Regions from separate parts of the Homo sapiens genome. Here region 1 is linked to region 2. Evidence: chromatin contacts called from ENCODE Hi-C or POLR2A ChIA-PET data. All regions are on one chromosome and are shown on one strand. The core of a region is the stretch at or near the end of the contact, and the rest is flanking DNA. Distances in the headings are between cores, read along the strand shown.

What was found. A loop is a pair of places that touch in the nucleus more often than their neighbours do. ChIA-PET counts read pairs that join two places held with the same protein, here RNA polymerase II (POLR2A). Pooled maps may share reads with other maps.
Region 1: a map with no recorded cell type shows a loop between it and region 2 (5-fold over the local background). The contact joins two enhancer-like sites. A Hi-C loop is called at or near these places in 1 of 168 maps with a recorded cell type or tissue (natural killer cell), 2 of 37 single-sample maps with no recorded cell type and 6 of 50 pooled maps. POLR2A ChIA-PET finds 5 or more read pairs at or near these places in 4 of 52 experiments (PC-3, activated CD4-positive, alpha-beta T cell, activated CD8-positive, alpha-beta T cell and 1 more).

The regions. Positions count from the first base shown.
Region 1 is chr1:221,956,021-221,960,065 of GRCh38, reverse strand. All of the region lies in intron 1 of LINC02257 (long intergenic non-protein coding RNA 2257), which reads left to right. Among named protein-coding and RNA genes, the nearest start is that of LINC02474, 8.4 kb to the left of the region's middle. Within about 2 kb of position 1,710, at least 4 of the 41 ENCODE cell types and tissues checked have a DNase peak (open chromatin) inside an H3K27ac peak, as active enhancers do.
Region 2 is chr1:221,706,480-221,710,738 of GRCh38, reverse strand. The region is part of intron 2 of DUSP10 (dual specificity phosphatase 10); the gene reads left to right. Among named protein-coding and RNA genes, the nearest start is that of DUSP10, 33 kb to the left of the region's middle. RefSeq lists an enhancer at 2,621-2,730. Within about 2 kb of position 1,623, at least 16 of the 41 ENCODE cell types and tissues checked have a DNase peak (open chromatin) inside an H3K27ac peak, as active enhancers do.

The sequences.
Region 1 (4,045 bases), core at 461-2,960, 250 kb before region 2:
ATATGGTCCAAAAAATTCAACTTTTGACATTTGACTGGCTATTTTGAAACTTTTTGTAAAAGATATTTATCTCTATAATGAAAACCTCCATTTGTAAGGGCCTGTCCCTCTATTCACCTAAACCCCTAAAAACTTTACAATGGTGAAGACATGGGTATAAAGTTTACATAATAAACCTTACCTTTAAGGTGCTTTTCCTGGCCATTTTGTCTCAACTGGACCTATATCTATGCTGTTCTTTGTCTGGGGAAGTAATGGTGTTGAGATCTAAGTTCTGTGCCTTTGAGATATAAATTTTCTACTTTGTTTTACCTAAGAGTCGTGTCTTCGAAAGTGCAAATTTAGGGTTGCCTAATTATTATTTAGGGCAATGAAACAGATGATTGGGAGATTTATGGTATAAAATGGAGAGAGAAACTATTTTAACATTGAGAAATAAATAATCTTATAAAAGCTATAAGACCTGCTTCTGTCTGTGTGTCTATATGTTCATATGGGTTATGTGTATGTGATATTTCTCTCTGAAAATATATTAACGAGCTGTAATTAATAGCTTAAAGGAAAAAGTAAGCACTTTAAAATATTTTATCAGAAAAGTAGAAATTAACTCAGATGCCTTTTAGTGCATGTGACTTGGGTAAATCTGACTAGTTTAATATTTTTGCTTTAACAAAAACAGCTGTGTCTTCTGATCAATAAAATAGCCATGTATTTAACTTTAGGGTACTTGCTTAGGTGGCTACTGCCTAACATTTGCACACTGTAAAAATAGTTAAAAGGGAAATAACTTGAGATGATGGCTAGTTTTCTTCAATGTCTCCTACAATTTTTATAAACAGTTCAAACATAAGTTTTAAAGATGAGTAAATTAGATGAATGTGAATGAGGTAAAAGTTTACATATAAGCTTTTTCAATGATTATGGGCGGGGTGTGATTGCACTTTGGGAGACCATAGCAGGAAGATTGCTTGAGCCCAGGAGTTTGAGACCAGCCTGGGCAACATAGTGAGACCATTCTCTACAAAAAAATTAAAAATTATTTGGGCATGGTGGTGAACATCTGTGGTCCTAGTTACTTGAGAGGCTGAGATGGGAGATCACTTAGGCCTGGGAGTTTGAGGCTGCAGTGAGCTGTGATCACCCCATTGAACTCCAGCCTGGGTAACATAGCAAGACCCCATCTCAGATTAAAAAAAAAAAAGGTCATGTTTTATAAAACTTCTCCCTTTAAAAATCGTCTTAAGAATCCCTTTTGTGGATAAATGAAATCTTAAATGTATGTTATATTGAATTAAGTAGTAAATATTCATTAAATGTCTGAGTCATTTCCAAAATAAGGTTAAATACTGAAACGTTAATTGTTAACAGAAGTTTATTTTTGGTTCCTTAAATTTATAAAATGACAAATTATATTTGAGCCTGATAGTAAATGTCACACATGTCTGTATAGAAGACCACCTAAAACACGCTTTGTGTGAGCAACAAGGCTGTTTATCCACTTGAGTGTAAATGGGCTGAGTCTGAAAAGAGAGTCAGCAAAGGGAGATACCAGAGGGACAGCTTTATAGGACTTGGGTAGGCAGTGGAAAGTTACAGTTGAAGGTGGTTATCTCTAGTCAGCAGGGGAGGGGGTCACAAGGTGCATGGTGGGGAGATCATGAAACCCATTGTCCAGGAGAAGAATGTCATAACGTCAATTCATCAGTTAGGGTAGAGCAGGAACAAGTCATAATGGTGGAATGTTGTAGGGTTGGTTAATCAGCAAAGGCAGAAACTGGCTGTTTCACTTCTTTTGTGGTTTTTTGGCTGCTCCAGACTTCTTGGCTCCTGCAGGCCATCTGGATGTATATGTGTAGGTCACAGGGGTTACAGTGGCTTAACTCCGGCTCAAAGGGTTGACATTCTTGTCTTGTATTTATAAAATAAAAAGTCATAAGGAAAGATAAATAATATAAGTTCCTTCTGGGTTTTTTTGGAGGGGGGTAGAGGCGATGTTTCTCAGGGCTGCTTCAGGCATGACCAGGGACTGCTTGTGGACACCTTAAAGAAAATTTAATTTTATAATGAGTTAGTCCAGTAAGTTTTGGGTCTAGAGCACATTTTTATGTGGCTACCAAGGTGCCAGTTAGCATATTTTTGAGACTGGAACTGCCCTAATAAAATAAGTTCGCTAAAAATAGTAATCAGGCATATTAGCTTTAATGTAGGTGGTGATAAGTTTTTAGGCCAGGGGAGGAACAAAGTTTTTTTCTTTTTTTTATATATATATTATACTTTAAGTTCTAGGGTACATGTGCACAATGTGCACGTTTGTTACATAGGTGTACATGCGCCATGTTGGTTTGCTGTGCCATGTTGGTTTGCTGCACCCCGGGTCCAAGTTCTCATTGTTCAATTCCCACCTATGAGTGAGGACATGCGGTGTTTGGTTTTCTGTCCTTGTGATAGTTTGCTGAGAATGATGATTTCCAGCTTCATCCATGTCCTTGCAAAGGACATGAACTCATCCTTTTTTATGGCTGCATAGTATTCCATGGTGTGTATATGTGCCACATTTTCTTAATCCAGTCTATCATTGATGGACATTTGGGTTGGTTCCAAGTCTTTGCTATTGTGAATAGTTCTTCAATAAACATGTGTGTGTATGTATCTTTACAGTAGCATGATTTATAATACTTTGTGCATATCCCCAGTAATGGGATTGCTGGGTCAAATGTTATTTCTAGTTCTAGATCCTTCAGGAATTGTCACACTGTCTTCCACAATGGTTGAACTAGTTTACCTCCCACCAACAGTGTAAAAGCGTTCCTATTTCTTCACATCCTCTCCACCATCTGTTGTTTCCTGATTTTTTAATGATCGCCATTCTAACTGGTGTGAGATGGTATCTCATTGTGGTTTTGATTTGCATTTCTTTGATGACCAGTGATGATGAGCATTTTTTCATGTGTCTGTTGGCTGCATAAATGTCTTCTTTTGAGAAGTGTCTGCTCATATCCTTTGCCCACTTTCTGATGGGGTTGTTTTTTTTTTTCTGGTAAAATTTGTTTAAGTTATTTGTAGATTCTGGATATTAGCCCTTTGTCAGATGGGTAGATTGCAAAATTTTTCTCCCATTCTGTAGGTTTCCTGTTCACTCTGATGGTAGTTTCTTTCGCTGTGCAGAAGCTCTTTAGTTCAATTAGATTCCATTTGTCTATTTTGGCTTTTGTTGCCATTGCTTTTGGTGTTTTAGTCATGAAGTCCTTGCCCATGTCTGTGTCCTGATTGGTATTGTCTAGGTTTTCTTCTAGGGTTTTTATGGTTTTAGGTCTAACATTTAAGTCTTTAATCCATCTTTAATTAATTTTTGTATAAGGTGTAGGGAAGAGATCCAGTTTCAGCTTTCTACATATGGCTAGCCAGTTTTCCCAGCACCATTTATTAAATAGGGAATCCTTTCCTCATTTCTTGTTTTTGTCAGGTTTGTCAAAGATCAGATGGTGGTAGATGTGTAGTGTTATTTCCGAGGCCTCTCTTCTGTTCCATTGGTCTATCTCTCTGTTTTGGTACAAGTACCATGCTGTTTTGGTTACTGTAGCCTTGTAGTATAGTTTGAAGTCAGGTAGTGTGATGCCTCCAGCTTTGTTCTTTTTGCTTAGGATTATCTTGGCAATGTGGGCTCTTTTTTGGTTCCATATGAACTTTAAAGTAGTTTTTTCCAATTCTGTGAAGAAAGTCGTTGGTAGCTTGATGGGGATGGCATTAATCCTATAAATTACCTTGGGCAGTATGGCCATTTTCATGATATTGATTCTTCCTATCCATGAGGATGGAATGTTTTTCCATTTGTTTTTGTTTTCTTTTATTTCATCGAGCAGTGGTTTGTAGTTCTCCTTGAAAAGGTCCTTCACATCCCTTGTAAGTTGGATTCCTAGGTATTTTATTCTCTTTGTAGCAACTGTGAATGGGAGTTCTCTCATGATTTGGCTCTCTGTTTGTCTGTTATTGGTGTATAAGAATGCTTGTGATTTTTGCACATTGATTTTGTATCCTGAGACTTTGC
Region 2 (4,259 bases), core at 374-2,873:
CCAACAAAGTGAAATCAGATATATTTGTTTAGGAAAAATAGGGAGCTGTTGCTTTCTTTATGTTAAAAGTATGTTTTGCAAACTTTAAAACTGCTCGGATACCTTGGTTCCTAATTCTTTTTTGTTAAATAAAATTTTAAAAGTAAAAACTCAGGAACATTAGTTTACTTATATAGAGTCTTTATATTAAGCAGATTTTTTTTTTTTTAGATCTTTAAAATGGTAGTTTCCCAAAGTGATGAAAAGAAAAAGCACTTACAATGTGCTGGACATTGTTTTAAGGTACTTTATTAACCACTTTAATCATTACAACAGTACAGTGAGGTAGGTACTATTGTTATCCCTGTTTTGTATACAGGGAAACTGAGGAACAGACAGGTGAGAAACCTGCCCAGGGTCTCATAGCTAGTGTTTGGCTGTGCTGGGGATTCAAACCCAAGAAGTCCAGCCTCAATACTCCTTCTCTGAATCACTGCACTGCACTTAGGGCTCTCATGGACTATGCGTGTGCATAGATCTGTTGGAATTTAGAACAAAGGTGATGATATTGGGGGTAATAAGACATTATTTATCGAATACCTGGTCGTGTATCAAAACCTTTACATAGGCTTCCTGAACTATGACCCTGATGGGTAGATGATATTACATCCACTTAATAGATTGGTAAACTGAGGCTTAATGAGGGAACCTGACTTGCACAGGGTCTCACAGCTGCTAGGAGGCAGAATCATAACTGCAGCTAGGTGTGGTTTGTCTCTGACCTTTGCTCTTAACCTCCATGCTACACTGCTCCTGCTTTGTTTGTTAATTATCATGTTCTAATATTCTTAAATAGTAATAAACATAACATCATCAGGGTTCCTCATTAAGTGATCAGTCACTTTGGCCTCTGGTGATACTTGATGGGGTAGGGTCGGAGGAAAGTAACTGGAAAAGAAAAACCAGATTAGCTTTACTCTTCCCCCTCCCCTCCAGATTTCAATTTCAACCCTTCCCCAAGAGAAGAAAACAATCCTTCCTGCAGACTTCTCTGGAAAAAGCCACCACTGTGAGCTTCCACTCGTTGTTTTTTACTTTAAGCACCGTCCACAGAGAGAGTTTTTAACTGCAGTACAGAGCTGTGCATAAGCCTTATGGAAAACTGATGCCCAAGTTGATTAGCAGAGTGGCAGTTGAACAGGAGACTATTTCTTCAGACCCCTCAAGGAGAATTTCCTTGTTTACCTTATATGTTTAAATTGTAATATCTCCTTTTCTCTCCACCCCCACCCCTCCCACCTCCAAATATTATAAGAACAGAGTTCCTACATGGCTTAAACATACAATGCACCCATACTTTTGCACATAAGCATGCTCTGTGATTTGGAGCATTCTGTGTGTCTGTCTCAAATTCCCTCCTCCCCCCACTCCGCCACGGGTTTTTTTCCCCCCATTAGGCAAATGGAAGGCCCATGCCACCTGTTAGCATTACATCATTGGCTCCCCAGAACACAGTTGCACCAAAGGCCTTAAACAAAGTAGTTCTTCTTGTATTGTTTGCACTCAAAGAGCTGATATCATGCCAACTGATGTCATTGTATGTCTTTGTGTAACTGCTATGGCAACTGGGCAGGTGGGGAGCCTCCAGCTGATGTCATTGAGAAAGGAGGTGTAGAGGCAGAATTTTAAAAAGCTGGACGCTGCTTTTTTCTGTGTGTGGGGTTTTCTAGCATGTGTTGGTTTTTTTTTTTTTTTTTAAACTAGCTGCTTTTAAGACAAATTACAGCTTGAGTACCCTAAATAAGAACAGAGAGGTTTTTCCCCTGCTTTTAGAGCCTTCTTTTGAATTTGTTTTATTGTTCTTCCCTCTCATCTTATATGGAAAAATGTAACAACTGCCTTTTTTGAAGAAAAAAGTGAATTAGGTTCCCATCACAGAATCTGTGTGGAATTTGGGTTTTTGTGGAGGCGAAGCTGAGCAGATTTTAACTCTTCAGAATCCCTTTTGTGGAGGCTGTGATGATGACAATGGGTAGTTTTTATCTTATTTATTTTTTAAGTCTTCACTGGTGAAGTTATTTTCCATATTTTCTTTCTTCTACTTCAGAATTATCTCTTCAGGTTCAAACTTTATTGTCATAATTGCCTAGCAGAATAAACTATCATATGTAAGGGCAGAGGTTAATTCTAGAAATCAACTGAAATTCGTATATAGCTCTTGTTTTTCTTTTCAAAAAGCTAGGGTAGGTTTTGACTTCTTACTTTCAATGAGTAAAGTGAACATAATATTGCCCTTTGAGTTTTCTTTGGATCATAACCATACCTTAAGGAAAATATGATTTCTCTCTTTTACACAGCCAGCTCCGGGTCCATTGGTTGTGAAAAGTCATGAGACTCGGTCTAGGTTATGGTCTGGAGTTTCCCGCTGTGGTTTGTCAAAGATGAGACTTGAAATGGAGAAGAACATATGCCAGGCTCAGAGGCTAGTGGACAGATAGACTTCCTGTCCTTATTGCAACATAACCGTCTCTTGTTCATGCTTTGGGTTTTCTGCCTTATCTCCTGGAACTATCAAGACAGCCACAAGCCATCTGTCTTTGAGGGTAGATGTTGTGTTCTGGTGGCTTTCAGCTAATAGGACTTTTCCACTTCCCCCTCTTTTCAAAGGGAAAGCCAGAGTGTATCTAGTTCTGTTTGAGTAGGGTTAGAGCTCAGTTGGCACTAATAATGTCAATCCAGATTTTATAGCACTTACATGTATATTATTATAATTTGAGCTTTGTAATAATCCTTTGGGTTTATCTGTGCATGCCATTGTGTGTAAAAATATTAGCAGAAAATTTAAACAATAAACTATGATCCGTAAATTCCCTAATTTAAACAATTGTTCGTTTTTTGTACAGTTCTTCAGCTTTTGGTCAATGTTTTTTACTTAGCTTTTAAAAAATTTAATATTAAACCAAAATGTTTTATTTATTTTCACATCCTTTTTGCAACTACTCTTTTAAAGGCTACATAATACTCCGTGGAATGAATGTAATAACTTTTTTTCTTTTATTTTTGTGTTTTACTTGGCCTTTTTAAAATATATATAAAACAGATAACATTGTAGTGAACATCTCCATATATCTAGCTAACTATCTTTGGTTAGATGATTTCCCTAAGATCCATTCCCAAAAGTGAGATTGCACTTGTTCAGGGGAAGGTTTGCATTTTAAAAATGGAGAAATAAGCACAGTTTATAAGCTTTTTATACTAGACCCATAACTCGTGGGAGGCAGAGCAGAGCCGTAAGCTCAAAAGCATGCATTCACACATCCAAAAGAGGTTTCTTGATGGGTTTATGTGCCCACAAGCCTTGGAAAGTCGAGGAGTAAGCAACCGCGCTGCTCTCACATTCTGTTCTACTGAAAGTCAGGGTTGATAAATGTCAGGGCCCTACGTGGAGAATATCAAAAAAGATTATAAGAGCAGTCCTTCACACCCCACCCTGGCTTGTCTTTTCCAAGTACTTCTCTGCTGATTTCACCTGTGGGCAATCATATAAATAATATAAATTAAAATAGTGAATGCCTGCTGAGTTCTACTGTGTGCCAGGAGATGTGCTAAGTATTTTACACGTATTCATTTATCTCAGGCTCACAATTGCACTCAAAGGGAGACACCATCACCCTCAGTTTACAGATGGTGGAACTGAAGCACAGAGATAAATGAACTTAAGTAATAGTGTCAGGAAATGATGGTACCCAGATTATAATCAAGATAACCTGTCTCTTCCAATGTTCCTGCTTGTAACCACTCTGCTGTATTGGGAGCAAACTTGTCCCTCTGGGTGAGGTGAGCTATGAAGGGTGCAAGACATGCTCCTGTGGTGCTGAGATTCCACCCGAGGAGGTCATCTGTGCCTTTCTTGGCTCCCAAAGCACAGGGTTCTATGTAGGCCACTGAGCATATGGCTCTTTGAGGCAGGTCACATTTGCAGCTGAGGAAGATTGCCTGATGCCGCGTGGAACTCTTGCTAGGGGAACATGCCCTCATTTGTAGAAAGAGCACATTTCCAAAGTGTTCCATGCAGTGATACTCCCCGAAGCTTGTCTTGGGTCTCCAAATGGACTTTTAGTTTTTGTTTTGTTTTGTTTTATTTTTATTTTTATTTTTTTTGCTTAAATACATATTTATATATGTATTTAAAATATGCATGAGCTACAATGCAAACTCATTCTAATGGGGAGGTGGCATTCTCTGCCAGCTCTGAAATCTCAGTCACACTCACCTTCTGT